Regions from separate parts of the Homo sapiens genome. Here all the other regions are linked to region 2. A link is an interaction called in ENCODE POLR2A ChIA-PET data of the cell type or tissue named here. Cell type or tissue: Panc1. All regions are shown on one strand. Region 1 overlaps DLGAP1 (DLG associated protein 1). Region 2 has its middle 26 kb from the start of TGIF1. Region 3 overlaps MYOM1 (myomesin 1).

Region 1 (8,000 bases), 130 kb after region 2:
ACCTGGGAGTGGGAGGTGGCAGTAAGCCAAGATTGCGCCACTGCACACTCCAGCCCGGGCGACAGGGCGAGACTCCATCTCGAAGAAAAAAGAATATTTTTTAAATGTCTGGATTATTTCATTTCAGGAAATTTTATCACAGTTATATATGCACAGTTTTAAAATATCAAATGGTTCTAAAAGGCTGGTTATGAAAAATAGAAATGCCTGGCCCAATTATAGAGCAATTTTCTACTTCAGAGGCAGCCACTTTTAAACACTATTTCTAAATAACAAAAATAAATCTTTACACATTTTTTAGTGTCTGTCCTTAGGAATGCTGAAGATTTAGATTTCTCTCACCTTTCCAACACTCCTATTCCTCACTTTCTCTCTCTCTCTTTTTTTTTTTTTGAAAAGGAGTCTCACTCTGTTGCCCAGGCTGGAGTGCAGTGGCGCAATCTCGGCTCACTGCAACCTCCGCCTCCCAGGTTCAAGGGATTCTCCTGCCTCAGCCTCCTGAGTAGCTGGGATTACAGGCACGTGTCACCACACCCAGCTAATTTTTGTATTTTTAGTAGAGACAGGGTTTCAGCGTGTTGGTCAGGCTGATCTCGAAATCCTGACCTCGTGATCCACCCGCCTCGGCCTCCCAAAGTTTTGGGATCACAGGCGTGAGCCACCACCCCTGGCCTCTTTTTCTTACACACACACATACATGCACTTCCGGTCTGTCCCTGTATTTTTCCATTCCCCTGATATAGCTGTATTATTAATTTGGATAACTATATTCAGAACTTGTTTTTTATGACTATATTGTTATGACCAGGAAATATCATTCACAACTGAATATGTGTTACAGGCCAAATTGTGGGCCCCTTCCCTAAATTCATATGTTGAAGTCCTAACACCTAGTATCTTAGTATGTGACTGTATTTGGAGATAGGACCTTTATTTAATTAATTAATTTATTTATTATTTATTTACTTATTTTTAAGATGGAGTCTCGCTCTGTTGCCCAGGCTGGAGTGCAGTGGCACAATCTTGGCTCACCACAACCTCCACCTTTCGGGTTCAAGCGATTTTCCTGCCTCATCCTCCCAAGTAGCTGAGACTACAGGTGCATGCCACCATGCCCGGCTAATTTTTGTATTTTTAGTAGAGACGGGGTTTCACCATGTTGGCCAGGCTGGTCTCGAACTCCTGACCTCGTGATCCACCTGCCTCGGCCTCCCAAAGTGCTGGAGTTACAGGCGTGAGCCACCACGCCCGGCCAGAGCCTTTATTTTTAATTTGTATTTTTATTTGAGACAGGGTATCACTGTGTCACCTAGGCTGCAGTGCAGTGGCACAATCACGGCTCACTGCAGCCTCAACTTCCTGAGCTCAAGCCATCCTCCTACCTCAGCCTCCCGAGTAGCTGGGACTACAGGCACATGCCACCACGCCCAGCTAATTTTTTTTATTTTTTAAGAGAGAGGGTCTGGCTATTTTGCTTAGGCTGGTCTGGAACTCCTAGACTCAAGCAATCATCCTGCCTCAGCCTCCCTAAGAGTTGGGATTACAGGTGTGAACCACTGCACCTGGCCTTAGGGCCTTTAAACAGGTGATTGAGGCCCCAAGGGTGGGCTCTAATCCAGTATGACTGGTGTCCTTATAAAAACAGGAGATTAGGACACAGACACACACAGAGGAGAGACGACATGAAGACACAGGGAGAAGATGGCCATTTGCAAGCCAGGGAGAGAGACCACATGAGAAATCAACACTGCTGACATCTTGATCCAGAACCAGACCCTTTTTTTTTTTTTTTTTTTTTTTGTAAGACAGAGTCTCACTCTGTCGCCCAGGCTGGAGTGCAGTGGCTCAATCTCAGCTCACTACAACTTCTGCCTCCTGGGCTCAAGTGATTCTACTGCCTCAGTCTTCCGAGTAGCTAGGATTACAGGGGCCCACCACCACGCCTGGCTAATTTTTGTATTTTTAGTAGAGACAGGGTTTCACCATGTTGGCCAGGCTGGTCTCAAACTCCTGACCTCAGGTGATCCACCACCTAGGCCTCCCAAAGTGCTGGGATTACAGGCGTGAGCCACCACGTCCAGCCCACCAGAACCAGACTTATGCCTCTAGCCTCCAAACTGGGAGAAAATAAATTTCTGTTGTTTAGGACATCAGTTTGTTGTATTTTGTTATGGCAGCCCAAACTGACTAATATTATATACATATATATATATATATATACACATACATATAAATGCTTTTTTTCTGAAATTTATCTTCCAAGTCCTTTTGAATTTTTCAGTTCTGCTACTATTTCTTTTTTTCTTTTTTTGTAAACGAAGTCTTGCTCTGACACCCAGGCTGGAATGTAGTGGTGGTCTTGCCTCACTGCAACCTCCACCTCCCAGGTTCCACGATTCCCCTGCCTCAGGCTCCTGAGTAGCTGGGATTACAGGTGCCCACCATCATGACCAGCTAATTTTTGTATTTTTAGTAGAGACAAGGTTTCACCATGTTGGCCAGACTGGTCTTGAACTTCTGACCTCAGGTGATCTGCCCTCCTGGCTTCCCAAAGTGCTGGGATTACAGGTGTGTACCACTATGCCCAGCCACAGTTCCACTATTATTTCTATGAACACTTTTCTTTTCTTTCTTTCTTTTTCTTTTTCTTTCTTTCTTTCTTTTTCTTTCTTTCTTTCCTTCCTTTCTCTCTCTCTTTGTCTCTTTCCTTCTTTCTTTTCCCTCCCCTCCCTCCCTCCCTCCCTCCCTCCCTCCCTCCCTCCCTCCCTTCCTTCCTTCCTTCCTTCCTTCCTTCCTTCCTTCCTTCCTTCCTTCTTTCCTTCCTTTTTTTCTTTCTTTTGAGACAGGGTCTCACTCTGATACCCAGGCTGGAGTGCAGTGGCACAATCTCAGCTCACTGCACCCTCTGCCTCCTAGGCTCAAGGGATCCTCCCACCTCAGCCTCCCAAGTAGCTGGGACTACAGGCAGCCGCCATCACACTTGGCTAATTTATTTTTAAATTGTTTTTTTTTTTCTTTCTTTTTATTTTTTGTAGATAGAGGGTCTCACTATGTTGCCTAGACTGGTCTTGAACTCCTGGGCCCAAGCAGTCCTCCTGCCTTGGCCTCCTAAAGACCTGGGATTAGGCATGAGCTACCACTCCTAGCAAGAGCACTTTTCACTTCTGCCCCTTCCCTCATCTCTTCCAGGTGGATAAGAAGATTCTTTGAGGAAGACCTTGACAACTTCCACATCCCTCATGGATGCTTCTTTACTCACCTTTCCTCTCTTTTCTCTCAAAAATAACTTTTTAATTTTCTGAATGTTCCTGAACAATTTTTGTTTCTAGTTTTCTGGCTCTTGTCTTATCTCCCTGAGTTTGCTGATCCTTGTCTTCTCATTCTTGAGAAGCACACTAAACCCAGCTTAGAAGTCTATGCTTTTGGGAAGAGCTTATCCTCTCTAATCCTCACTGTAGGGTGATCTGGCTGGGCTTTCATCTTGCAAAATCCCGGATGTCAGCATCTTCTGGTCTTTGGGCTCAGAAGGGTCAGCCCTCCACAATGGACTCTGCCACACTGCCATGTAGAGGGTTCTGTGCCTTGCTGTCGGGACCCTGGGGGCTGAGCGAGCCTAAGAAGGCTCAGGGCAGTGTGCCTCAACACTGTTTGTATATCTTCACTTAATCCTCCTATTTTCAGTATAGTCACCCTGCTCTCAACTATGCTGGTCTCCTCCAGGCCAGAGACCCTTAGTTTTAGCCTCTGAAGAAGAGACACCCTCAGTCTCTGTCAGGGTAAGGAAGGACTGTCACTTGGCTCCGCAGATTCAAGGACTTTTTAGCTCCATCTTCATCCCCGCTTTCAGAGCGCCCAATGCCACCCATCCACATGCATTTTGTGGGTTCTTAAATTTAAATGGGATTACATCTTGGATTCCTGCACTACTGGCTTTCGATTCAGCTTTCTCTGGTCTGCCAAATCGGTTGTCACTTCCATATCTGCTTTCTAGCTTGCTAAATTTTGCTGTTTTTTTTTTTCTCTCTTGTTCTCTTCCTCCTTGGGAGTTAATGCCAAAACAAACAAAAATTCCTTTTATTGTCATTTAGTTTCAGAAGGCCTCCAAGATACATGTGTATCCTTTTTTTTCACCATCTTTAAACAGAAATCATCTAAAAGTAATGTTGATAATCCGGCAGAAGGAGAAAGGGGCAGAAATTATGGTCCTCCTATGAATTTGAGTATTGTGCATTCATTAAAAGAGGTGTTTGCTATGAATTTTCAATAGTAAAAAGAAAACTTTTTAAATAATGTTTGTTGATTTTAAAGATGTTGTAAGACTATACATAGGATTATTCCACCAACTCTTTAAATGTTCGTGGAAAAAGTGTGGGTAAAAATATACTTATTTATTTGTTCATGGTTAATGGATAGGATTATGGGCGACTTTATTTTATTTCTGTAATTTATACATTTTTACAATGTAAATACTACTTTGTTTTTCTTATCATTAATTGCATTGTTCAATAATATGTAATTACTGTGGAAAAGGTAGATAATACGTAAAAAGAAGATACATACACACATAGTTTTTTTGTTTTTTGTTTGTTTGTTTGAGACAGAGTCTCACTCTGTCGCCCAGGATGGAGTGCAATTGCGTGATCTCAGTTCACTGCAACCTCCGTCTTCCGGGTTCAAGCAGTTCTCCTGCCTCAGCCTCCCGAGTAGCTGGGATTACAGATGTGCGCCATCATGCCTGGCTAATTTTTGTATTTTTAGTAGAGACAGGGTTTCACCATGTTGGCCAGGTGGTCTCAAATTCTTGACCTCAGGTGATCCACCCACCTCGGTCCCCCAATGTGCTGGGATTACAAGCGTGAGCCACCACGCCCGGCCCACACATAGTTTTTTAAAAAATTACTCCAAAGCCTATCAAAATTAAAAACTGTTAATATGTTAAGATATGTTTTCTTCCAAGTAAATTTGCATACTACTTTTGTAATGAAAACAGTAATATTCTTCCTCTTTGTGTCCACTGCTGGAGTCTTAGAGTCACTAATGGGCTAATGTAAGAAAGTCTAGTTTGAAGCCACTGTTAAAATAGAATTGTTATTTGGAAGGAAATGGGAGATTCCTGGGAACCTCTTAGCTTTCTCACCTAAGTCAACAGAAAGGATTGGCTTACTAGATTTGCTAATTATCAGCCTGAAAGACAAAAGGACCTCATACAAATTCCTGGGGACCATCAAAAGGATGAGAGACAATTGGGACATGATGCTGGAGACTTCTGCATGGGGCCACTGGCGGAGGTGAGTGCCCCTTGGGGAGATGTTGCCAAGATTTGCCTGCTTTACTTAGGATCAGTCCTGCATATCAGCAAACACATGCTATGTGTGTCCTATAGAGCGGTACCACTAGCTGACCTGTGAAACAGGAATTGGGGGAAAACAGCTAATGTTTGATGAAGATGATGGGTTTCTGCACTGGCTTGAGAGGAGCAGTCTCCTTTCAAAACGACATACGCATTCATTATCCCTGGCTTCCTGCTGCCACGGCATTTAAACTAGTGATCTTCAGACAGCATTCCTCTGTCCACGGTCCTCACCGCGAGGCAGCCCCAGAGAATGGACAATGTGCATTTGCGATCCATGGCATTTTGAGAATGTCATGGTGGCCTGCAAATGTAACAGGGATATTTGTGATGCTCCATTTCAACTCCTGTTATTGAAGCAGATAGGGCTACCTGGTGCATTTTAGTTTTTACTAATGAGTTTTTAACTTCTTTTTGTTTTGATTTGGAACACTGAAAACCACACTAAATTTAGAAGTCTACTCCTTAATAGATCAATCAGTTAGGTGGGCCTTGCTGGGTTAGTTTTTGTTCCTAAATTATAATTGATTCAAAAGGAAATGAGTCCCTTGGCCTCTTACAAGGTCTTTTAATCATTTCTTTGCACTATCTCTTTCTCAGCTCAATTTTCTTTCTTTTTCTCACTTTTTGTTAGGTTGCTGTCTTTTATCAGTCTGTTTATTTGAAAAAGGAAGAGATAAGTTGTTAACTGGCCATTCAGTGTGAAAACAACAGCCTCACCTTTATCACCAGATAATTAAAAAAAAAATACCCCTCAGCTGTCATTAAGTAATCCCATCTGCCCGATATTGCTTTTTAAGATCCTATCTAAATGAATTACAACCAGCAAAATCATAAAAGAATTAAGTTAGAGACAGAAGGTATTGGTAATCCCTTCTTCCTGTTTGACAATGGATTTCTTTTGGAGAGGTTGAAAACAATCATTAACATCAATTTCAATGCTTATTTACTTTACAGTGGTTAACTATAAAGTGACCTTTGAAGAAGGGTATGTTTTGGAAAGCTAAGTACTAAAATTGGCCTGCCAACCGTTTTGGGGATGAGTTTTAAATATTTTACTCAGTTTACTGAGGAACTGACCATTCTACAAACTTCAATAATTCAAATAAAGTTCAACTTTAAAAAATAATGATAAAAATGGCTCGTATAAAGTTTTTTAGGTTGCTACTAGGTATGACCAAACAATGCAATATTTAGCATTATTGTGGAAATGAAATTTGAGGCCGGGGGCAGTGGCTCACGTCTGTAATCCCAGCACTTTGGGAGGCCGAGGCGGGCGGATCATCTGAAGTCAGGAGTTCGAGACCAGCCTGACCAACATGGTGAAACCCCGTCTCTACTAAAAATACAAAATTAGCCGGGTGTAGTGGCGTGTGCCTATAATCCTAGCTACTTAGGAGGCTGAGGCAGGAGAATCGCTTGAACCCAGGAGGCGGAGGTTGCAGTGAGCCAAGATCACACCATTGGACTCTAGCCTGGGCAACAGGAGCGAAACTCCGTCTCAAAAAAAATAAATAAATAAACAAATAAATTTAAAAACCTGGAAAGATAGACTGGCTGATTGCAGGAGAAATGTTTGAAGTAAAGTAAAGGAGACGACTTTCTCCTCCTTTTTTTTGAAGAAAAGGCAGCATAATTATTATCTTGAAACTTCTTTCTTTAGAGAGATTCTATTTGAGTGCTTAATAGACTAGGAAACACGCAGAGCATTGTATATATCAGGTATTGCTCTAAAAGTTTTACATGTATTAAACAAAACACCCCAGGACAACACACTGAGGTTAATGCTATAGTCCGCTTTCCTCCAACCCCTTTTTAAAATTAATAAACTTTGTTTTTTTAGAACAGTTTTAGGCTCACAGCAAAATTGAGCACAAAGTAGGGAACTCCCATACACCCCTTCCCCCGACACACACACAGCCTCAACTGATATCCACATTTCACACTAGAGTGGCACTTTTGGTGCAGTTCAGGAACCTACACTGGCTGTCATTATCACCCAAAGTCCATGGTTTACAGTAGGGTTACTCTTGGTGTTGTACATTCTCGTATCCACCGTTGCATTATACATTCAGAATCGTTTCACTGCCCCAGACATCCTCAGCCTATTCATACCTCCTTCCTCCTAACCCCTGGCAACTAGTCATCTTTTTACTGTCTCGTTGCCTTTCCAGGGTGTCACATAGTTGGAATCATACAGTATATAGATTTTTCAGATTGGCTTGTTTCACTTAGTAATAATACGTTGACGTTTTTCCCATGTCTTTTTGTGGCTCAATAGCTTATTACTTTTAGTGCTGAATAATATTCTATTATCTGTATGCACCACAGTTTATTTATCCATTGACCTACTAAAGGACAACTTGGTTGGTTCCAAGTTTGGGTGATTAGAAATACAGGTGTTATAAATAACCACGTGCAGGATTTTGAGTGAACATAAGTTTTCAATTCATGTGGATAAATTCCAAGAAACAAAATTGCTGACTTGTATGGTAAAGAATATATTTAGTTTTGTAAGAAACTGTTGATTAGGCAAGGTAGTTCATGCCTCTAATCTCAACACGTTGGGAGGCCAAGGCATATGGATTGCTCATGTCTGATATTATAAGAGTAATTTGTGTCTTCTCTCTTAGTTAGCCTAGTTAAAGGC
Region 2 (8,000 bases):
TCCATATAAAAATTAGTCTCCAACTCAACAAGAAAAAAGCAGGCTGGGCACGGTGGCTCACGCCTGTAATCCCAGCACTGTGGGAGGCCAAGGCGAGTGGATCACCTGAGGTCAGGTGTTCAAGACCAGCCTGGCCAACATAGCAAAACCCCTCCTCTACTAAAAATACAAAAATTAGCTGGGCATGGTGGTGCCTGCCTGTAATCCCAGCTACTCAGGAGGCTGAGGCAGGAGAATCACTTGAACCCGGGAGGCAGAGGTTGCACTGAACTGAGATCGTGCCATTGCACTCCAACCTGGGTAACGGGGCAAGACTCCGTCTCAAAAAAAAAAAGGAAAAAGAAAAAAGGAAAATAACCTGATTTAAACACGGGTTTGTAATCATGTAAATGCTCAATTAAAATCAAACAAGTGGCCAGGCATGGTGGCTCAAGCCTATAATTAAAGCACTTTGGGAGGACAAGGTGGGTGGATCACTTGAGGTCAGGCAGAGTTTGAGACCATCCTGGCCAACATGATGAAACCCTATCTCTACTAAACATACAAAAATTAGTCATGCTTGATGGTGGGTGCCTGTCATCCCAGCTACTCAGAGGAGGCTGAGGCAGAAGAATCACTTGAATCCAGGAGGTGGAGTTTGCAGTGAGCCAAGATCGCGCCACTGCACTCCAGCCTGGGCAACAGAGTGAGACTCCCTCTCAAAAAAAAAATAATATTAATAAAACCAAACAAGAAAGAAAAAGAGTGGAAAACAAAAAGGAAACAAAGAATAAGAGCAATGAAATAAAATAAACTACAATTAAGGTACATGTTAATCCAACTATATCAATGATCACTTTAAATGTGAATGATCTAAATACATTAATTAAAAGACAGAGACTATCAGAGTGGATAAAATAACATCACCCAACTATACGTTGTTTACAAGAAACTCACTTTAAATATGCAGGCACAGGTGAAAAGTAAAAGGATGAATACAGAGATGCCACACTAACACTAATCAAAAGAAAGCTATGGTAGCTATGTTAATTTCAGACAAATTATCTCCTGCAATATCTTGGAAGACAGTTCACATGTCAGGCCCTTAGCCCTTAGTTCTAGGAGGGGTGTTTAAGAAATATCAATATTTATGTATTTTGACTGCTTTTTGCTGCTTTTAGCCAAGTTCTGTAAGACTGATGAACCAAAGCAAGAATTAGCCAGTTAGAAAGCAGACTAGAATGGAATACATTTCCTCACAGGAGGAGTTTGACAGTGTGACTTGGTTCTAATCAATGGGATGTGAGGAGAAATTATATACAGTCATGTACCTCATAACATTTTGGTCAAAGACAGACTACGTATATGATGGTGGTCCCATAAGATTATAAGGGAGCTGAAAAATTCCTGTTGCCTTGTGACGTCAAAGCTGTCCTAACTTTGTGGTGCAACACATTATTCACATGTTTGTGGTGATGCTGATGCTGGTGTAAACAAATCTACTGTATTTGATGGTACTAGCACTTGATAATAAATGACCAAGTTACCTGTTTATGAGTTTACTATACTATATATATACATTTATATATAGTATATAAAATATATATATATTTGAGATGGAGTTTGCGTCTTACTATACTATATATATACATTTATATATAGTATATAAAATATATATATATTTGAGATGGAGTTTGCGTCTTACTATACTATATATATACATTTATATATATATAGTATATAAAATATATATATACACACATATTTGAGATGGAGTTTGCATCTTGTTGCCCCAAGCTGGAGTGCAATGGCTTGATCTTGGCTCACCGCAACTTCCACCTCCCAGGTTCAGGTGATTCTCCTGCCTCAGCCTCCTGAGTAGCTGGGATTACAGGCATGCACCACCAAACCCAGCTAATTTTGTATTTTTAGTAGAGACAGGGTTTCTCCATACTGGCCAGGCTGATCTCGAACTCCCGACCTCAGGTGATCCACCCATCTCGGCCGCCTAAAGTGTTGGGATTACAGGCGTGAGCCACCGCGCCCATCTATACTATATTTTTAATTGTTATTTTAGAGTGTACTCTTTCTGTTTAATAAAAAAATTAACTGTAAAGCAACCTCAGGCAGGTCCTTCAGGAGGTATTGCAAAAGACGGCATTGTTACCATGGAAGCTGAACACTCCATAAGTGTTATTGCCCCAAAGACCTCTCAGTGGGAAAGATATACAGGTGAAAGACAGGGATATTGGCCGGGCACAGTGGCTCACGCCTGTAATCCCAGCACTTTGCGAGGCTGAGGTGAGCAGATCACTTGAGGTCAGGAGTTCGAGACTAGCCTGGCCAACATGGTGAAACCCCGTCTCTACTAAAAATACAAAAATTAATTGGGCGTGGAGGTGGTCACCTGTAATCCTAGCTACTCAGGAGGCTGAGGCAGGAGAATCGCTTGAACCTGGGAGGCGGAGATTGCAGTGAGCAGAGATGGCGCCACTGCACTCCAGCCTGGGCGACAGAGTGAGACACCGTAAAAAAAAAAAAAAAAAAGACAGTGATGTTGATGATCCTGACCCTGTGTAGGCCTAGGCTAATGTGTGTGTTTGTGTTTCAGTTTTTAACAAAAAGTTTAAAAAGTAAAAAAAAAAAAAAAAAAAAAAAAATTTGATAGAAAAAGCTTATAGAATATGGACATGAAGAACGAATACATTTTCATAGAGCTGTACAGTGTGCTTGTTTTTAGGCTTAGTGTTGTGACAAAGTCAAAAAGTTTTTAAAAATTTAAAACTTTATAAAATAAAAAAGTTATAGTAAGGTAAAGTTAATTTATTATTGAAGAAAGAAATTTTAAAAAATAAAATGTAGCCAAAGTGTATATCATTTATAAAGTCTACAATAGTGTACAGTAATATTTTGTAGGCCTTCCCATTCACTCACCACTCACTCACCGACTCACTGAAAGCAACATTCAGTCCTGCAGGCTCCATTAATGTTAAGTGCCCTATATAGGTGGCCTTTTTTTTTTTTTTTTTTTTTTTTTTTTTTTTTTTGAGACAGAGTCTGGCTCTGTCGCCCAGTCTGGAGTGCAGTGGCGTGATCTCCGCTCACTGCAAGCTCCACCTCCTGGGTTCACACCATTCTCCTGCCTCAGCCTCCTGAGTAGCTGGGACTACAGGCACCCGCCACCACGCCCAGCTAATTTTTTGTATTTTAGTAGAGACGGGGTTTCACCGTGTTATCCAGGATGGTCTCTATCTCCTGACCTCATGATCCACCTGCCTCGGCCTCCCAAAGCGCTGGGATTGTAGGCGTGAGCCACCGCGCCCAGGCTTTTTTTGTCTTTTATGCCATATTTTTACTATACATGTTCTAGGTTTAGATAGATCAATACTTACCATTGTGTTGCAATCACCTGCAGTACTCATATGGTTACATCACTCCTAGTAGCATAGAAGCAATAGGCCATACCATAAGCCTAATGCATGTAGTCGGCTCTAAGTTTGTCTGAGTACACGCCTAACACCTGAAGACACATTTCTCAGAATGTCTCCCCGTCGTTGATGCATGACAGTATATCACATATTGTACTATTGAAAAAATAGGCATGGCTGGGCGTGGTGGCTCAGGCCTCTAATCCCAACACTTTGGGAAGCTGTGGCAGGAGGGTCCCTTGAGCCCAGAGTTCTCAACCAGCCTGGGCAACATAGTGAGACCCCGTCTCTACAAAAAAAAGTTTTAAGGCTGAGCGCAGTGGCTCACGCTTGTAATCCCAGCACTTTGGGAGGCCAGGGCGGGCAGATCACGAGGTCAGGACATCGAGACCTTCCTGGCTAACACGGCGAAACCCCGTCTCTACTAAAAAAATACAAAAAATTAGCCGGGCTTGGTGTCGGGCGCCTGTGATCCCAGCTACTCAGGAGCTACTGAGGCAGGAGAATGTCGTGAACCCAGGAGGCGGAGCTTGCAGTGAGCAGAGATCGCGCCACTGCCCTCCAGCCTGCACAACAGAGCGAGACTCCCATCTCAAAAAAAAAAGAGTTTTAAAAATTAGCCGGGTGTGGTGGTGCACACTTGCAATCCCAGCTACTCGGGAGACTAAGGCAGGAGGATCACTGGAGCCCAGGAGGTCAAGGCTGCAGTGAGCTATGATCACACCACTGCACTCCAGCCTGGGTGACAGAGCAGTGCTCTGTCTCAAAAACAACAAAACAAAAAAAGGCACACCTGCCCTCGTTTCTTCCTCTCTTTCCAGTGGCCTAAATGTTGAGAGGTAGAGAGAATTAAAGCAGCTATCTTAAACTAAAGAGGGCAGCCACGATGGAGTGACAATACAGAAGGGGTCTGCGTCACCAACATTGTGGCGCTTCCGCAGCCCTGGAGTGCTTATGTTCACACTGTGACACAGAGACAAGTCAAATTCTTTCATGTTTATTTGGGTCTATGTGAGAGCAACTCAAGCTGCGACCTAATTAATGTAGGTTTATGATCAAGTACATATCTCATTGTATTGTAGCTATTTCTCTAATTATGATTATTTTATTATAAGTAATCATCAGTAATAATATCAGCAAAGTAAGTTTTTTTTGTTGTTTTTTTTTAATGTCAGATGGGTAATGTGCCAAGATTTGAGGGAGGCATATCTCACACGAGAGTGTGAAAACACAATCATCATGTTATTAACTACAAAGGATCACATGCAGTCAAGTTTTTACTGTAATCCATGGGTGGGAAGTTCAGCCACACCTTGCAGGATCTGAAACAGGAAATAGAGAAGCCATCAGTAACTGAGGTCATTCTCATATCAGCTTCTGCAAACCAGATTTCTCTCCTGTGATATTGTGAAATACTACTTGGTCTTCTACCCATTTCCTGGCAAGCAACTTCTAAAATCCTTGGAATCTCCTTGTGTGCTAATGAATTGACCTTTGGGTGGGTGGGTAGGGGCTACTGGATAGCCCCAGGATAGTGGTTGCCACTGGATTAGAGGGTAGGAACTTTCAGCCCCACCCCCAGCCTCGGGGAGGAGAGAGTAGCTGAAGTTTGAGTTATTCACCAATGGCCAATGATGTAATCAATCATGCCTACTTAATGACCCCTCCATAAAACCCCCAAAGGATAGAAGTTGGAGAGCTTCTGAGTTGCTTAACCCTTGGAGGTGCTGGGAGGGTGATATGCCTGGAGCGGGCACAGAAGCTCTGCACCCCTTCCCCATACCTTGCCCTATGCATCTCTTCCATCTGGCTGTTCATCTGTATCCTTTCTAATATCCTTTATAATAAACAGGTAAACATAAGTAAGTGTTTCCCAAAGGTCTGTGAGCTGCTCTAGCAAATTAATCAAACCTGTGGAAGGGCCATGGGAACCCTGATGTATAGCCAGTTGGTCAGAAGTATTGGTGACAACCTACTACTTATGATGTCTAAAGTGGGGCAGTCTTGTGGGACTGAACTCTCAACCCGTGAGGTTTGATGCTACCTTCAGGTAGATAGTGTCAGAATTGAACTGAATTCTAGAGGATGAAACTGCCTTTGCAAAATTATGACAGCAAGAGAAATGTGACATGGCTAACTCCATCTTGCTTCTATCCTCACAGACTGGCTGTCCTTGCTCATACCTGGGCATAGGCCAAGCTAACCACGGGAGAAATTTAGTTTATAGTTTACGTGATGATAGCCCTTTCCAAAAACTAAACTACCCTTGTAAAACTGATGAACATCATGAAGTTAGGAGGATGAGAGGGGCCTGAATTCTACTAAGATGTGGGTGTAGTTAAATAATTACCAGCCATTATTCCGAAAGTCATAAGATTTGCAACTTCCCCAATTAATCCTGTAAATAACATCACTATTGTAGAGTTTAAGATTGGCCTTTTGGGACGTCTTTTCAGGCTTTTGCATTTCTAAGTACTGGATGGCCCCACCCAGACCAGTGACTCCTCTGGTGGGCCCCACCCAGAAGCCAACTCAGCATACAAGGACTGTTTTCCACACCCCTATGATTGCATCCCCAGCCAATCCGCATGGCCCCGTCCCTAGCCTCCTGCCTACCAAACTATCCTTGAAAAACCCCTAACCTCCAGGCATGCTGGGATATTGATTTGGGTGATGACTGTCTCCTGCGTGGTGCCAGCATCGTGTCAACTGAACTCTTTCTTGACTGCAATGCCATGGGCTCAGTGGATTGGGCCTGTGCGGGAAGAACCCATCAGGCAGTTACGAGGACATCCAACTGGTGTGTGCTGGAGAATCTCTTGCGGAATTGATTGCTTGCTTGGTGTGTCAGGAAACCCGCACCATCCCCCTGCCCTGCCCTGCCCCCGCCCCATATTTGGTCACAGCAGCATCCTACGTTGTGAGAGTATAGTAGGAGAAAGTGTTTTTACATGTATCCTTTTATCTATTTTGTTTGGTATATGGCCATGTATAAGTGAGCAGTCCCCCAACTTCGAATTTCCTGAGACACACTAAGACTTTAGCCCTAATCTCAGGCCCAGTTCTGGCTAGGGTCCTTTTTTTTTTTTTTTTTTTTGAGACAGGGTCTTGCTCTGTTGCCCAGGCTGGAGTGCAGTGACACAATCTTGGCTCACTGCAACGTCCTCCTCCTGGGCTCAAGTGATTCTCACACCTCAGCCTCCCAAGTTGCTGGGACTACAGATGCACATCACCACACCTAGCTGATTTTTGTGTTTTGTATAGAGACAGGGTTTCACTGTGTTGTCTAGGCTGGTCTCAAACTCCTGACCTCCAGCGATCCGCCTGCCTCTGCCTCCCAAAGTGCTGGCATTACAGGCATGAGTCACTGCCCCTGGCCCAGCTAGGGTCCACTTATTCAGTCAACCCATAGACTGATAATGGAGAATGTTCTCAGAAAAGACTGGTGTTAGCTGTACAGATAACCTATGGGCCTAATATATGTCTGTCTTCCATATTTGTATTTTGTTTGCTAATACTGTGGAGAAAGAAGCAGGAATTCCCATTCATTGCTAGTGGAAATGCAAATTGGTACAACCCTTGTGAAGTAGAATTTGGCAATATCTAACAAAGCCACACGTTTATTTTTTGACATAAGAATCACACTTTTAGGAAGTTGTTCTGAGGATATAGCTTCAATAATATGAAAATACATGTGAACAAGATTGTTCTTTGCAGCACTATTTAGAATTGCAGTCCAAATGCCAAACATGAGAAAGTAATTAAACCATGGTACAGCCAAGCAGTGGGGTACTATGCAGCGGTAAAAAAGTAATAAGGATGATCTCTTTTTTTTTTTTTTTTTTTTTTTGGAGACGGAGTTTCACTCTTGTAGCCTAGGCTGGAGTGCAATGGCATGATCTCGGCTCACTGCAACCTCCGCCTCCCGGGTTCAACCTCCACCTCCCGGGTTCAAGCGATTCTCCTGCCTCAGCCTCCCAAATAGCTGGGATTACAGGCTTGCGCCACCATGCCCGGCTAATTTTTGTATTTTTAGTACAGACGGGGTTTCACCATGTTGGCCAGGCTAGCCTCGAACTCCTGACCTCAGGCAATCCACCCGCCTCGGCCTCTCAAAGTGCTGGGATTACAGGCGTGAGCCACCGCGCCCAGCCAATGATCTCTATAAACTGATACGGAGTGATTTCCAGAATACATTCTCCCTTTTTTTTTTTTTCTTTGAGATGAAGCCTCACTCTGTTGCCCAGGCTAGAGTGCAGAGGCACAATTTCGGGACACTGCAACCTCCACCCCACTAGGTTCAAGTGATTCTCTTCCTCAGCCTCCCGAGTAGCTGGGACTACAGGTGTGCGCCACCACACGTGGCTAATTTTTGTATTTTTAGTAGAGACGGGGTTTCCCAGGTTGGCTAGGCTGGTCTCCAACTCTTGATCTCAAGTGATCCGCCTGCCTCAGCCTCCCAGAGTGCTAGGATTACAGGCGTGAGCCACTGTGCCTGAGCCAGAATATATTCTTTTTTTTTTTTTTTGAGACGGGGTTTCCCTCTGTCACCCAGGCTGGAGTGCAGTGACGGGCTCTCAGTTTACTGCAACC
Region 3 (8,000 bases), 330 kb before region 2:
GTTGGCCAGGCTGGTCTTAAACTCTTGACCTTAGGTGATCCACCCGCCTCGGCCTCTCAAAGTGCTGGGATTATAGGCATGAGCCACCGCGCCCAGCTGAAAATTGTATTTTGAACATTAGAAGTCAATTAAGAAAAAATTCCTACTACCTTTCAAATAACAACTTTTGTGCCATGGGGTACTTAGATTGAAGGGAGTAGCAAAGCCTGCTGGTTAATGTTCCACGGAATTCTTACCATCTCCAACGAGAACAACAGTAGAATGGTTAGTTGCTTTTCCATCTTGAAGCTGGAAAGTGTACGTTCCCTCATCCTCATCCTGTAGCTTTTCCATGAACATTTCGATGATGCCAGTGTTTCGGTCAATATGCATTTTATATTTCTTCAGTGTGAAAAGAAAATGACAGAGAAATCACTGAGGCATATATTTTACTTGGAATGACAACAAGCTTGATGAAATAAAAATAAACCCCAAAGGCTAGATGCAGTGCCTGTTCATGCCTGTAATCCCAGTACTTTGGGAGGTCGAGGTGGGAGGATTACTTGAGGCCAGAAGTTTGAGAACAGCCTGAGCAGCAAAGCGAGACCTTGTCTATATAAAAATAGAAAAATAGGCTAGGCACAGTGGCTCACGCCTGTAATCCCAGCACTTTGGGAGGCTGAGGTGGGCAGATCACCTGAGGTCAGGAGTTCGAGACCAGCCTGACCAATATGATGAAACCCCGTCTCTACTAAAAACACAAAAATTAGCCTGGTGTGGTGGGATGCGCCTGTAATCCCAGCTACCTGGGAGGCTGAGCCAGGAGAATTGCTTGAACCTAGGAGGCAGAGGTTGCAGTGAGCCGAGATCGCACCATTGCACTCCAGCCTGGGCAACAAGAGCAAAACTCTGTCTAAAAAAAAAAAAACATTGAAAAATTGGTTGGGCATGGTGGTGTGCACCTTTAATCCCAGCCACTCAGATGGGAGGATCTCTTGAACCCAGGAGGTCAAGGCTACAGTGAGCCATGATTGTGCCACTGCACTCCAGCCTGAGCAACAGAAGGAGACCATGTCTAAAAAAAAAAAATTAAACATTAAAAATTAGAATAATAATTTAAATAAAATCTCTTCATAACTGAACAAGTGCTTTATATTCTTATACCCAGGTAAAGGGAAATATTATGTGGAGTTTATGACCTAGACCAGAATAGATTACTAAAAAGTCTGAAATTTAGTTTCTTAAATCTAAATAAAGTTTTGTTACCCCAAGTCACAAAATGTCAAAAAGTTGTCTTTAGACTCTCACATTACCTTCCAGATTACATTATTTATTTATTTATTTATTTAGAGACGGATTCTTGTTCTGTCGCCCAGGCTGGAGTGCAGTGGTGCAATCTTGGCTAATTGCAACCTCGGCCTCCCAGGTTCAAGTGATTCTGCTGCCTCAGCCTCCTGAGTAGCTGGGACTACAGGCGTGTGCCACCATACCCAGCTGATTTTTGTATTTTTAGTAGAGACAGAGTTTTACCATGATGGCCAGGCTGGTCTTGAAGTCCTGACCTCAAGTGATCTGCCCACCTCGGCCTCCCAAAGTGCTGGGATTACAGGCATAAGCCACTGCTCCCGGCCTACATTATTTTTAATGAGTAGAATAATGTAAAACTATAGGCAGCAGAGGCAGGTATCTTGCTCATTCATCGCTATCTCCTTGGCATCTTGCACATACATGGTATATAGTAGTCAATTAATAAATATCTGCTGAACTAATACATGAAAAAAAATGCTTCTAAATGTGTTTACTCTCTCTTTTTAGAGATAGGGTCTCGCTCTGATGCCCAGGCTGGAGTGCAGTGGTGCAATCATAGCTCACTGCAGCCTCGAACTCCTGGACTGAAGCCTCAGGCCTCAGGATCTTGAGGCTAGGACTACAGGCACACACCACTATGCCTCACCAATTTTTAAAAATTTTTTGTAGAGATGAGGTTTCACTATGTTGCCCAAGCTGGTTTCAAACTCTGAGCCTCAAGTAATTCCCCTGCCTTGGCCTCCCAAAGTGCTGGGATTACACGTGTGAGCCACCATGACTGGCCCTATTTGCTCTTAATGAATGGAAATAGCCCTATTAGACTATACTTATTTTATCATATTGTTTAGACAACTTTTTTTTTTCCCAGAATGTAAAGATAAGTTTTAGTTGCTAGGCATGCAAGCACAAATACCATGATGGATTTGAATTGGTTAACTTTTGCTATATATAAAATGTCACAGAATGAAGGCTCAGGTCTGGGATGAACTCTGTGATGCAATTCATGCTCCCGAGCCTCACCTGCAGGAAGTCAGTCTCCAACTGAGACCACATTTTTGCTTAGCATCCCCCCATCCTATCCTGCTCCCCAACAATAAATCACTTGAACGAGAAACTACTTCAGACTCTCTTTCTAAGAAACTTAAGAGAGCAGCTGCATACCCTCAAGGCAACATGTATGCACGCTTGAACACGTGAAGGGGAGTACGTCTATATGCACATATGCATGAATGTTCACTCAATGGCTGTGGGGTGATGAGTGAGGCCAACAACACTTTTCCTTCCTCTCCCCTGACCAGGTGGTGATCACAGCAGTCGAGGGAACATTTTGAAAGTGGAGAGGAGACGGGTCGCAGTGGACACAGGAGTCAGGAGTGACTTGTTCTGGCCCCACAGCAAGTCACTCTATGCACTGGAAAGGACTATACTGCATACTCTCCTAATATTCATGGTACTCGTTTCCCTCTCACTAACAAGTCCTCAAATGTTTTAAAAATACATCTCAGTGAAAAGGGAAAGGGTTGCTACTAATGGCCACAAACCACACCTCCTCTGCCCTTTCAGTTTCCCATTTACACCCATGATAGCACAGGTCAGTGCCCCTGAACCCCCAGTTCTTCAGTACTGCTGGGCACTGGCCTGATCTTGACTTGACTGACATCTGTGGGGAGGACAAATAAAACTTAGATGTTGTAACTCTATCTACAAAAACTATGTTTATGTTAAAAGGAAAGGAAAGAGTATTTTATATATATACAAAATCACCTACGTAAATATGACTCAAACAGACGTACACACAGAGAAGCATAGAAAAAAGTCTAAAAAAGTATATACCAATATGTACATCAAAAAGCCATAAGAAGTGTTACAGCTCTTTTAGAATTTGTCTAGCAGGCTTTCCGGTTTTTGCTGGAAAGACTCCCCACCACCACCACCAAATTAAGAAAAGCCGTAAGAATGTGTGATTAGTCCTTTCTGAGTCTTTAATGCTTTTTACAATAAGGATGTATCGTGTTTTTAACCAGAAAAGCAATGAAAGGTATTTTTATTGCATTTTTCAGAGCCATTGGGACAAGAGGCCTATTCTTCATATAATGAATCAAGTCCGTGCTGGGGTGTCCAGTGTGAGTAAGATGTGAATTCAGGGTAGGGTATGGGCTCCTCTGCCTCCCAGGAGAGCCTCTCTATTTTCATGGGGATCATACATCTCGGTTTGCCTGAGACCGTTTTGGTTTATGACTATTTATGACTGTTGTCCTTTCATTCTCAAAGCGTCCCAGTTTGCATAATATGTTATAGTCAATCTGTATTTTCATTTCACAGTTTTCACTTGTGAGAAGGATTTAAACTCTCCCACTCCACCACCCAGCGGTTTTTATAACAACATATCCACATCCACATAAGGCTTCCTCAGTGTATTCTACAATGATACATTAAAAAGTCTAAACAGTGTAAAACCTACCGGGCCTTCAAAAATTTCCTTCTCGTTAAATATGTAGTTGACTTTGGCATTGCCAGACAGTTTCTCAGCCTGCATCCAAAACCGGACCTGGCCTTTCTCCAAAATTTCAACTGCCAACTCTGATTTAACTGGGACAGCTATGAAAAGTAAAAATAAACACAGTAATTATATTGGTAACCAATTATATTGGTACTCATTTTCCATCAAGTGAAAAAAAAAAAAAAACCACACAATGGAAATGACAATGTAGCACCTGCTTCTTGCAAAGCCCAGAGGCAGTGAGAGTTGCAGGGAAAGCCTTAGATTAAAGACAGAGGGACTCAGCTCTGATGCTGGGACTGTCACTTGGAGCAAGTTGTTCATTCTCTTTGAATCATAGTTGTCTCAACTGTAAAAATGAGGAAGATGAACTTACCTCTAGGGGCATAGGGGCACTTGTAGCTAATATCTGTAACTTTCTACTGTGGCTTTTGGTTGGTGTTTTTTCTTTTTCTTTTTCTTTTTTTTTTTGCAATAGGTTCTCACTCTGTTGCCCAGGCTGGAGTGCAGTGGCATGATCTCGGCTCACTGCAACCTCTGCCTCCTGGGTTCAGGCGATCCTCTCACCTCCGCCTCCTGAGTAGCTCACACAACAGTCACGCACCACCACATTCGGCTAGTTTTTTATTTTTCTTTTATTAGAAAGAGACTCACTATGTTGCCCAGGTGGTCTTGAACTCCTAACCTCAAGTGATCCTCCTTGGCCTCCCAAGGTGTTGGGATTACAGGTGTGAGCCACCTCATCTAGTTGGCATGTGCTGTATTTTAAATTAGAAGCTTCCTAAACTTATGTCAAATGTAAATTAATATTTCTTTGTATTTATTTTAAAACTACCCTTTTCAAGTTTCAAGGGATGATTTTCTTTGCATTATTCCATATTCACTACCAAGTTCAGTGTGATACATTCATTCCAATGCAGGACTGAGAGGGGGCTCAGATGTCATCTATTGAGGGGGTTTCAAGGTGGAGAGAAGGTGGGCTTTGGAGTCCCACCAAGATCTGGACCAGTTACTCTCCTCCTTTAGACCTCGTGTCCCTCACCTGCTAACATGGATGTGCTATGAAGAGTAAATATAAGGCCGGGCATGGTGGCTCACGCCTGTAATCCTAATACTTGGGGAGGCCGAGGGGGGCAAATCCCTTGAGGTCAGAAGTTCGAGACCAGCCTGGCCAACATGGTGAAACCCCATCTCTACTAAAATTACAAAAATTAGCCAGGCGTGGTGGTGGGCGCCTATATCCCAGCTACTCAAGAGGCTGAGGCAGGAGAACTGCTTGAACCTGGGAGGCGGAGGTTGCAGTGAGCCGAGATCGCGCCACTGCACTCCAGCCTGGGCAACAAAGTGAGACTCTGTCTCAAATAAATAAACAAACAAACAAATGTAAATATAGTAAGAGAACACATTAAGGTACTGTGAATAGTGGTCTGTGTTCAAGAAGGTTGGTTATCTTCCTCCCCTCACTTTACTGGTCTCTTTACAAAATCTCAACTGCACCCCAGGAGACAGTGGTAACACGTCTGGGTGGTGGAGCTGAGAGCAGGGTCACTCCCTCTCTTCTGTATTCCTCTTGGTCCTCGTTGTCCACACGGTGGTTTTCCAGTGTGAGCAGGATGTCTGAGTGCACCAGGGCAGCAAGGGCAGAGGCTAAGCTTCTCCCTTACAGGATGCTCATGCTTGCTACAACTAAGTCTTGAGGAGAGTAGAAAGCACAATTTCTTCTAAAAATATCTGGAGACCTCATTCTAGGAAACTTACTATGTGAGTGAGGAGGTTACCTAAGAGGCCCAGAGTGATGAGGGAGGAGGAGGAACAGGCCCTCCTGGAAGTCTCCAGCTCCCTTAATGTTCACTGTCCTCCCTGAGTCCTGAGAACATCGTCTGGGGAATGCTGGCCGCCTTGAATGTCCACAGTGGGCACGGAGCAAATGTGGCCGTGCCTACATAGAGATAGCCCACATCACAGTCAGGGGAGCAGGCTCCAGAGGCAGACCACCTGGGTTTAACCAGCTGTTTGCAAATGATCTAGTTACTTAACCTCTCTGGGCCTCATGTTCTTCCCCTCTAAAATCAAATCGCCACAATACCAACCCTTTTAAGGTCATTGTGGAATTCAAATAATATATACTGCTTAAATACTCTATAAAGAGCCTGGCATATAATAAATGCTCTATTAATGTTGGCTGTTAATATTTTGTTATCTCTCTCCTCCTCTAGTTGCTTCTACAACACCCTAGAAACACCATTTTTTTTTTTTTTGAGATGGAGTCTCACTCTGTCACCTAGGCAATGGCATGATCTCGGCTCACTGCAACCTCCACCTCCCAGGTTCAAGAGATTCTTGTACCTTAGCCTCCAGAGTAGCTGGGATTACAGGCGAGAGCCACCACACCTGGTTAAATTTTACAACCACTAATTTTAGAATATAATATGTTGACACCTAAGAGGACACACCAACATATCTGTATTTATGTATACGTGCTTGTGCTTGCCTCCCCACATATAGTGCATGTATACAAGAGGGGTAAAAACCGGTGTCTGCAAATGAAGGGCTATTATGCAGCATGCTGATAATACCAAAGTGTACCCTCCACCCACCCCCTCAAAATACCTTGAATTCTTGGTGTATGGATATATATTCAAATAAGCTATCTTTCCACACTGCAATTTAGTATCAATACTGGCAAGATAGACTAAGTCGATTTCTATTTTTAGCTTTGTGCATTTCTATTTTTTCTATTTACTCAGCTCCAAATTTCCTTAGGCTCTTTTCTCTGGCAGTTAATGTGCCTCAGCGAAATATGTTATTTGTAGGTTTAAGGCACGTGTTTAGTGGTTTTCAAAATAATTTTGAAAACAGCTTAAAATAGGAGAATTTACTGTGCCAAAGGATAAAGGAATACTATACTCTTTATTACATTCTCTAAGAAATAAGACAGTTTAAAACTTTACAAAATCTCAAGAAAACGACTTCATCAACATGCCAGCATTTACCAACAGGAAGTGGGTATGAATCAAGAAATTGCATGTGCTACTTTGATCCTACCACCAGACCTCTGAAGATATTCACCTTGTGACCTCATTGGTCTGATAGTGGTAGGGGAAAGAAAAGAGCTGGAGTTTTAGTATTGAAAAATGTTGCTTCCTTGGGTTAACCAAAACACCCTTGGGTTGGGGGCTCTGATACTTGCATGTCAGAGTTTGTTATTTTGTGATTTTTATACTCATTTTTTTGTGACAGATTCTCACTCTGTCACCCAGGCTGAAGTGCAGTGGCATGATCACGGCTCACTGCAGCCTCCAACTGCTGGGCTCAAGTGATCCTCCCGCCTCAGTCTCTCGAGGAGCTGCGGCCACACCTGGCTAATTTTTGTATTTTTGTAGAGATAGGGTTTCACCATGTTGACCAGGCTGGTCTTGAACTCCTGGGCTCAAGTGATCCTCCCGCCTTGGCTTTCCTAAGTGCTGGGATTACAGGCATGAGCCACCTTGCCCAGCCGAATGTCAGAGTTTTAATCACATTCTCAGGGTCTCTCTACCAAAATGCGACACTGGGTCTCTAATAAAAGGATAACTGAGTTTGCTGCTACCCTCTCTCGTAGCACCAATAATCAGAGTTCTTGGGCTTATGCAAGATAAAATATCTCAGCATAAATGATAATGACATCAGGCAATGCCTACTGCCCGGACTAATTCTCTCTCCAAGTCCATATGAACACTAAACTCCAGGGAGGCCTGGGCATCTTGAGCTCAAAAGTGACACCCCATCTTCTCTCATCTCCAACCTTTAAGCTGAATGTAAATGTTGTTTGGACTAGTTGTTGTCTAGACACTTAATCAATGTTTATTATCTGACTAGATTAGTAGGTGCTGCTGTTTCTCCCCATTTCTGTCAATGTTCGAGAGTAGAAAGTACAACCATCTTATGTAGCTTGGAGACTTCTGCGTTGGGCAGCAGGTTCAGGGATCACTGGTCTGTTTCAATTAATGTTCATATTTTTCCTGAATAGTTCATGGATTCATCAATACCATATTTATTATCTCTTACAGCATTTATTTTATTTTATTTTTATTTATTTTTATTTTTTGAGATGGAGTCTTGCTCTGTCACCCAGGCTGGAGTGCAGTGGCACGATCTCGGCTCACTGCAACCTTCGCCTCCCGGGTTCAAGCAATTATCCTGCTTCAGCCTCCTGAGTAGCTGGGATTACAGG

Evidence for each region. Peaks named below come from ENCODE experiments on the same cell type or tissue, not always from the same donor. Only the 100,000 strongest peaks of a DNase experiment are listed, where the experiment ranks them.
Region 1: POLR2A ChIA-PET joins it to region 2 with 11 read pairs; 1 of 35 experiments calls an interaction of 5 or more read pairs at or near these places.
Region 3: POLR2A ChIA-PET joins it to region 2 with 8 read pairs; 1 of 35 experiments calls an interaction of 5 or more read pairs at or near these places.

Annotation. Positions count from the first base shown.
Region 1 is chr18:3,548,958-3,556,957 of GRCh38, forward strand. All of the region lies in intron 9 of DLGAP1 (DLG associated protein 1), which reads right to left. Among named protein-coding and RNA genes, the nearest start is that of DLGAP1-AS1, 41 kb to the right of the region's middle. RefSeq lists an enhancer at 5,922-6,472. In Panc1, no CTCF peak of the experiment used is centred here; no DNase peak of the experiment used is centred here; H3K27ac peaks cover 4,261 bases.
Region 2 is chr18:3,419,683-3,427,682 of GRCh38, forward strand. It overlaps a transcript of TGIF1 not described here and the pseudogene LOC124904374. Among named protein-coding and RNA genes, the nearest start is that of TGIF1, 26 kb to the right of the region's middle. RefSeq lists enhancers at 6,026-6,526, 6,527-7,027. In Panc1, no CTCF peak of the experiment used is centred here; no DNase peak of the experiment used is centred here; H3K27ac peaks cover 1,051 bases.
Region 3 is chr18:3,090,422-3,098,421 of GRCh38, forward strand. It overlaps MYOM1 (myomesin 1), which reads right to left. Exons shown (of 38, transcript NM_003803.4): 26 at 3,749-3,885; 27 at 237-381. It also overlaps the pseudogene RNU7-25P. Among named protein-coding and RNA genes, the nearest start is that of LPIN2, 81 kb to the left of the region's middle. In Panc1, no CTCF peak of the experiment used is centred here; no DNase peak of the experiment used is centred here; H3K27ac peaks cover 295 bases.